Linked DNA regions of Mus musculus: regions 1 and 2 are each linked to region 3. A link is a loop called in an ENCODE intact Hi-C map of the cell type or tissue named here. Cell type or tissue: heart. All regions are shown on one strand.

Evidence for each region. Peaks named below come from ENCODE experiments on the same cell type or tissue, not always from the same donor. Only the 100,000 strongest peaks of a DNase experiment are listed, where the experiment ranks them.
Region 1: it touches region 3 in a loop (10-fold over the local background); 26 of 42 quality-filtered maps call a loop at or near these places.
Region 2: a loop joins it to region 3, with 3.0 times the contacts of the local background. A loop is called at or near these places in 9 of 42 quality-filtered maps.

What each region holds. Positions count from the first base shown.
Region 1 is chr7:75,552,740-75,555,239 of GRCm38, reverse strand. All of the region lies in intron 2 of Akap13 (A kinase (PRKA) anchor protein 13), which reads right to left. Among named protein-coding and RNA genes, the nearest start is that of Akap13, 98 kb to the right of the region's middle. In heart, a CTCF peak has its summit at 1,414 (motif pointing left); DNase peaks (open chromatin) are centred at 1,019 and 1,759.
Region 2 is chr7:75,711,681-75,714,180 of GRCm38, reverse strand. The region is part of intron 17 of Akap13 (A kinase (PRKA) anchor protein 13); the gene reads right to left. Among named protein-coding and RNA genes, the nearest start is that of AU020206, 69 kb to the left of the region's middle. In heart, no CTCF peak of the experiment used is centred here; a DNase peak (open chromatin) is centred at 1,170.
Region 3 is chr7:75,370,074-75,372,573 of GRCm38, reverse strand. No RefSeq gene overlaps it. Among named protein-coding and RNA genes, the nearest start is that of Sv2b, 62 kb to the right of the region's middle. In heart, a CTCF peak has its summit at 1,482 (motif pointing left); DNase peaks (open chromatin) are centred at 423 and 1,483; H3K27ac peaks cover 755 bases.

The DNA of each region.
Region 1 (2,500 bases), 180 kb before region 3:
AGAACCTCTAAGTTAATCCTCCACGTTCTAGAAGGCACAGAAGACTCTCCAAAAATCTGATCAGGCACCCAATGAAGTCAGAATAGATATTTATTGCTAACTTTGTAGGGACTGACAGAGACCTGGTTTGGTTCTAATTCTGTCCCTTACTAGCTGCATGATCCACCAAATGACACAGGTGCTGTGACACTGTCTCCCCCTCTCTAATACAGAGTAGTCATTTCATGAAGCTATTAGGATTACAAAAGAAAATTAAGTAGGGAACACAGCATACTATATAAGTACTACCAGGCATGAAATAATCAGAGGTGTATATGATTACAACTACAATATACTTTTCTGCCAATCGCTTCTGTATGTGTATATGCACTAGTGTGCATGAACATTTGCACACACACAAATATATCACATCTGAAAAAAAAAAGGCAGTATTCTCAACTATACTATCCAGAAAAACTATGGTTTTCAACCTCAGTGTAGTATGTCTTCAAACATCTGTCTCTCTCTCCTAGTCAAGAAATAAAAACAGTTAATTTTGAGTAAGATACAAACAATGTTTAATCATGCCCATAGATGTGGCAAGAATAAGGAATGTCACCGAGATCTAGAAAACAGATTTAGTAAGGGAAAGATAAAATTGCAGACCTAGCTTCTTAGGGTTTGCTCCCTGGATTTCCTTAATACAAGGATGAACTAGACAACGTCAGCTAAACCTCAAAATAGAATTTTGGTACACCAGAGATGCCTCCCAATTTTATGCTCATTAAGAGTAGGTTATGTTCATTCCTGATCTTTAAACTAATGCAAGATAACAAAAATGGTAGGAAATGAACCCACATCCAGACTGGTGGGTCTCATGAACCAAAAAAGGAATGTACCATTGCCCAAGCAGTAAGATAAAACTCACATTTCCTTCTGTGGACAAAACAAAGAGAGACAGCTGAGAATTCCACCCCAGCTGCCAGATGCTCTGTATATCACATGGGGTCAGCAGTTAATCCAAACAGAGTTTTGTGAAGGGCTCCAAGGATATACAAGAGCCAACAGCTCTTTCTTGGTTTAAAAAGGAGTAAACAGAGCCAGGGAGATAGGTTAGTGAGTAAGGGTGTTTTCACCCAAGCCTGCAGACCTGGCTGGATCCCACTGGCCCACACATTAAGAAAGAGAATTAACTCCTGCAAGTTGGCCTCTTGACATCTATGGGCATACTGTGGCACTTGTGTGCTTCCATACACATAAAATAAATAAATAATGGATGAATGGATGAAAACATAAATAATTAATTTTTAAGAAAGTGAACAAGGAAGCTGGAGATGGCTAGAGGACCTGAGTTCAGCACCTATGCTGGCCATGGGTGGTTCACAGCTGCCACAGCTCCAGGTCTAAAGGATCTGATGCCCTCTTGTGGCTTTTTCAGGCTTCTGCACTCAGTTGACACAGTCACACACACACATAAATAAAGGTTTTAATTAAAAACAAATTGATGGTCTCACTTTCAAATGACAAAGCATGTCTCAAAGAAGCAATGGAAAACTTCCATCCTCAAGCAAACACACTGGTAACTTTAAATATAAATCCTACCCCAATTTCTTCCTCCATAAAATGAGAAAACAATTCCTAATTCACTGCTTTGTCAGAGCAGTAGAACAAGGTTACTAAGAAAGCACACACAGAGTTCCAAGTAAATAACAGATCCAGGACAGCAGCTTGGCGAGAACTCGAATGTATGCTCAGCCTCACTCTGTAGTTCCTTCTCACTAAAGGACCCACCCCAGGGGTCAAAACAACGGAACACTCTGTCACTTGCTCCAGATCACGAAGTTCTCCTGTGTAGTTTCATCTCTTAACTGATCTTCCCTTTGAGGACATAAATCTTCTTGGGATAATCAAACATTACTAACCATTCACATATGGGGGCAAAGCTCTTTTCCGAGGATCACTCGGAATTCCACTAGAGAACATTAAACAAAAACTCCCGTGCCCATTTTGTGCAAGGCTCTGAGATAAAGCACAAATAAGAATGGAAGCAATAAAAAAAAATTTTAAGTGCTGCCCTCAACCTTACAAAGTATCCAACAGAGTAAATGGGGAAAATGCATACACAAAAATGCATCTGAAGTGTTTACAGTGTTCTCTGCAGCATAGCTGAGACAAGAGAGGCGTGATAGATTCCACAAAAGGGTGAAGCATAAGGCAGAACACCAGAGACAAATGGCAGGAAATTAATCCTGAAGGCTAAATGGTTTGGTGGTAGGAGTGTGTGTATTTGGGGGCAGGAGGAGGTGATGGTGTTTCAAGGCAAGCAACAAACAGTACATTTGGAACTGACTTTTTACCTGGCATTCCACCAACTCAACATAGCACCACTCATAGTAGGGATCTTTAAACTTAAAATGCTAATGTCAAAATACTGCTTGCATTTATGCTGCATAATTTATATAGGCAGTCTACAGACAAATAAAAAAAAACCTATGGAATCAGGTCTATTTGCATCATGGTC
Region 2 (2,500 bases), 340 kb before region 3:
TAAGCAGTTCACATGGCTATCTGTTAACCACACTGAAGTATCTACTGGAAAAACACTAAATTTGTCACCAAGTGGTCCTAGACACAACACATAGGACAACGGTTTTAGTGCTAGGTGTGAGTGAATTAGTAATGGTTAGCGCCACAGACAGCAGCCAAAGTCATGGGATTTACAACTGTACTATCTGTTTTAAAATAGACAATTAAAAATATAAGACACGAAGGCATGTCTAGTATATTTTTAAGTACACTGCCACAAACCATACTGTGTTGTTAGGAAGACGAAAGAAAACTTGCCAGGGCTCTTCAGAGAAGCTGGAGCCCACACTTGGCTGCAGACTGCCCTTTGCCTCTAAGTACTTTTCTCTCAATGGCTGTGCTTAAATCTATGCTACACCTTTTCCTTTTCTTTCTTTTTTTAAAACAAACTTCAACATTTATCAAATGTTCATAACAAAGAAAAAGCTGATTTGGCCTTCTTTATATTTAAAACAGTGCCTAAGAGCAGTAAGTGGGATGATTTCATTATTTCAAAATTCTTCAAAAAGTCACAAAGTACAGTGGTTCACAGGCTTAGAGCTGACCCTTAATCATATTTCTATGAAATTAAAAGCCAATAGCTCAGCTTGCATCCACCCATCCATTTATCTGCCTCCCTCCCTCCCTCCCTCCCTCCCTCCCTCCCTCCCTCCCTATCTTCTCTTACATGAGAACATTTAACAAAAGAAAATGGAACAAATTTGCATGCCTGGGAATGATTTTTTTTTGTCATATCATCCATGATAGATCTCCGGGGAAACATTATATATTACGCATTTTCTTTTTCAGCAGGAAAACTGTCATATGCAGCCAGACTTTTGAAGAAAGGAACATTAAAGCACTTTAGTGCATTGTTTTGTCTACTAGCAGCAAAAATCTATGTGGAAAAAAAATTGATCCTTTTTAAGGACACATGGCCGTTAAGAACAAATAGAAACATTTTCCTCCTATGGGAAAATGGAAAACTCTAATTCTAACAACAAGAAAAGAAACACCCCCCAGAAACAAAGCCAAACCAACCAACCACACAAAATCCAACCAACCCATGGAACTAACAGCAACTCAGAAACACATGTTCCAGGATTCTTTCTGCAACTTCTTGTTTAAAATCACTGGGGACTTTTAGGCGCTGTCTGGTCTGGACTGATAGTACTTGTATGCAAAAACCATGTGAGACGTTCTTAGTAGCCAGTGTTAATAACCACAGTGCTGATGTTCAGAATGAGAGAAAAGCCACAGAAAAGAGCTAAGCCACTTTGGCTAACTGCTCCTCACAGCAGTTTTTGAAAGAACCTTGGTAAACAGAGAGAAACAAAGTGTTCTTGTTGATAGAGAATGGACTTTATTGCTCAAACTACTTACTTTCTTTTCTTCTAAATAAAAGGATCTTTTCTTTAGGCAATTGTTTGTGTTTCCTATCTCACAGAAGCAACGGACTGGTTCTAAATTCAGAAACCATCCAGTTACTGAGCTGCTGCTTCTGAAGAAATCCAAAGGAAAACCCAACCATCATGCAGGTCTAACTAATGTTTCCTACTTAGGGTCCAGTCAGTCTGGTGTTTACTGTCTTGGTCAACAGAAATAACTCACCACAAAAGCACCCAGAAGATGCCAACACAACAGAATACAAACCAACAATAGTCTCAATGTCGTTTTACATCTGTTAAATGCAAACAAAATAAAACCGCTGGCAAGATTCAAAACTTTGAATGTAACAAATTCTTTAATCTGAAGGACTCCACTGAGCTTTCCACAAAATAAACTATTTGTGGCAGCCAGAGAGAACAGTTGATTATCCACAGATAGCTTTACATGGTACAGAATGAAGAACTGCAAAGACATTTATTTCTCCACTAACCCTAAACCAGGAGTACAGTTTGGACCAAGGGAAAAAAAGTCCCCCTAACATTTCTGCTAAATTCATTTACTTTGAAACATTCCCAAGCAGAGGTTTAGGCTTTCTGTTAAACATAGAAGCAGACTGTGAGAGCACACAGATGCTGTACCACCCACCAGTTTTTGTGGCCATTATCATGAACACTTCTGTGTTATTCCACAGCAAACTGCACATAAAGTGGTCTTGTTGATCAAGAAAGGATCTTTTCTTCAGGCAATTGTTGTGTGTTCTGACAGACTGGTCCAGGGTAATCTTGTGGTCTCAGTGAAGATGACTTCACTGAAAAGTCCATCCTACCAAACTATTAGTATTTGCAAGTAGATGGATACTCGGATGTGCAGATGTCAGGAGTAAGTCACTGCAAACCATCAACATACATCATCTCTGTCATGTCCTATACTTGATCCTTCTAAATCACAAGCCAGAGCCTGAGAGAGCAGCTGTCTGGGTTATTAAGACCTACCCAGTGGTCAGACAAAATGGGTTTTTATTAAACAAAAAGAAAAGCCACTGTCTTCTAAAAGCACAGTGGTTTCCCAGGAGGTAGGTGACTAACTGCAGGGAT
Region 3 (2,500 bases):
GCATCACATGGCCAGACTTCAAGTCTTTTCAAGTCTGTTTATTACTTTCTGGTAGCAGAATGACATGATCTTAGTTTCATTTATTTTCTCTGTTTCTCCAGACTATATATTTTCTCAATGACTATATATTTTACATATTATTGGAAAGAAAATAATTGGATTAATGGTTATTCTAAAACGATGACATCTTCCTGCACCTGTCACCCAGTTGCATGGGAGTCAGAGTCACTGCATGCCTGGTCCCTTTCCATCTGTGATCTCATGGAATCCTCACAGAAGCCCCATATGTTGTCAGTTCGTGGTGTAGATGACTCTGAGGGCCCCCAGGAGGTAGCCTGTTTAAGGGCAGAGAGAGCATGTGGGCCTGGGAAACCACATGCAGCCTGTCTGCTGTGCGAGTCCATGTGAGAAAGCCACATCCTCTAATCAGCAGACAGGGCTGTGACTCTCACAGCAGCTGCATCTCCTCCTCTTCCTTCCTAACTGTGCCCCCGTCCTGGCCCAGTCCTTCAAGTCGGATGGTGATTTAACCGACCAAATGTCTTCCACACAGATATAGATAGCAAGGGGCCAAGATCCGGGGACTGTGGTTTCATTAAAAATATATTTTTATTTGTTCTTTGACAATTTCATAATTTAGACAATGTGTCTGATAATAGCCCTGCTCCCCACTCCTTTCTCCAGAGTCCCCCACACGTGTCCTTCCCCTTTATGTCCCTCTACTCTTCTTCCTCCTTCCCTTCCTCCTCCTCCTCCCCCTCCTCCTTCTTTTAAATAATCTACTGAGTCCAGTTAGTCTTACCAGTATGCATATGGGCAACCCAGCAAGGGCCAGAGGAAAAATGACTTCTCTTTCTGTAACAACCCTTACCTTAGTTGTCAAAATCTCCTCAGCTAGTGCTGGGCCTGAGCCCACCCCATTCTTGGATTCATGTACTTAGTGACTGGCTTGGTTTTGTGCAGGTAACTCTAGCTTCTTTGAAACACACACACACACACACACACACACACACACACACACACAGAGAGAGAGAGAGAGAGAGAGAGAGAGAGAGAAAGAGAGAGAGAGGTAAATATAATAAAAAAGAAAGCAAATACCAATTCAATCTTTCATGTCCCATCAGAGGTAGTTTTCCTTTGGGTATCTACTTTGAGACATGAAAATTAAACCGAGTTAGTCACCCTAACAAGGAGGGTAGGGTAGGAGGGAACAGTAGCTGGGGTTACGGGCAGAGGACACTGGGGTAGGCATTTCTGTGTCCGGAACCCTGGAGAGACTGATTTCACTGTAGCGGTCACTGACAGACCTTCCAGACCCATCTGTGTTTATACGATTTAGTAAATCTATGACATCACTATGCAGGGCTGTTTCAGATTATATACTAGAATGAGGATGTTCTGTGTTCAGAGCACAGACTGAGTGAATCGCCTGGGCAGGTTTCTTCTCCATCATCTCAGTTCTCTTCTGCCATCTGCTGGGGCAGGCACTCTACAGCATGGAGAACCAGGGAAGAGCTTGTCGCAAGCCCCTGACAGTGATATATCCAACAGCAATACGCTGAAAAGGCTGGAGAGGCAGGCTTTACACCATCCTGCCTTCCTTTCCCAGCAGATCTTCTGGGGTTTTCAAAGATTAACATAGTTCCTAGTATTTTTTAAATGTAACAGCCTTATAGTAGCAGCTGTTGCTACACTTGAAACATTTTAAACAGTATTTTATAAATGACACAGAAGCACACAGGTTTGAGTTTAAAAAAAAAAAAAGAGAAACAGAAGCGCAGAGATTGAGGAAGTGGAGCCACGAGCTGGCAGCGGAGCCCCACCAGAAGCTTCCTTGACACTGGGGTACACACTTTTCTCACAAAGCATTGCAGAAAATAAAAGCAAGGAAGAGTCCCAGAGAGGTGAGTCAAGCTGCTGTTCAGTGCACGAAGGAAGGCTGTGGTCCAAGATCCTCAGCCCTCAGATGGCAGGGAGTAGGGGTGCGTAGGGTGGACCTAGCAGCACAATTTCCCACACGCCTTTCAAGGTCAATGCCAGGACAATGAGAGACATTTAAAAAGTCACTTACTATTTTTATTTCATACGTATGAGTGTTTTGCCTGCATGGGTGTGCACCACCAGCACTGTCTCTGAGGCCAGTGTTCCCCGAGCCATGTTCCCAACTCCTCCCCAGTTTTCCTATCTTCTCTCCCTGACCCTCTTGTTAACACCCTTCTTCCCAGCAAGTGCCCTTCCTACTTCCATGTCTTTTTAAGTTTTAACATGGTTGTTCCTTACTGCGTTTAAGTTTGGTTGCTTTAATGAGAAAGGTTGGGGGAGTTATTAGCTTGAGCAAGGACAACTTGCCACTGTCCACACCACTGAGGAATGTGACTTCTACCCCTGCAATCATTACTGCCCATCGCTCCTCAGGGAGAGGTGGGGCCTCATGAGCTCGCCCACCACCCACAGGGAATGTTAGTGGGCCCTGTCTTGTGCAGATAGCCACAGTTGCCAG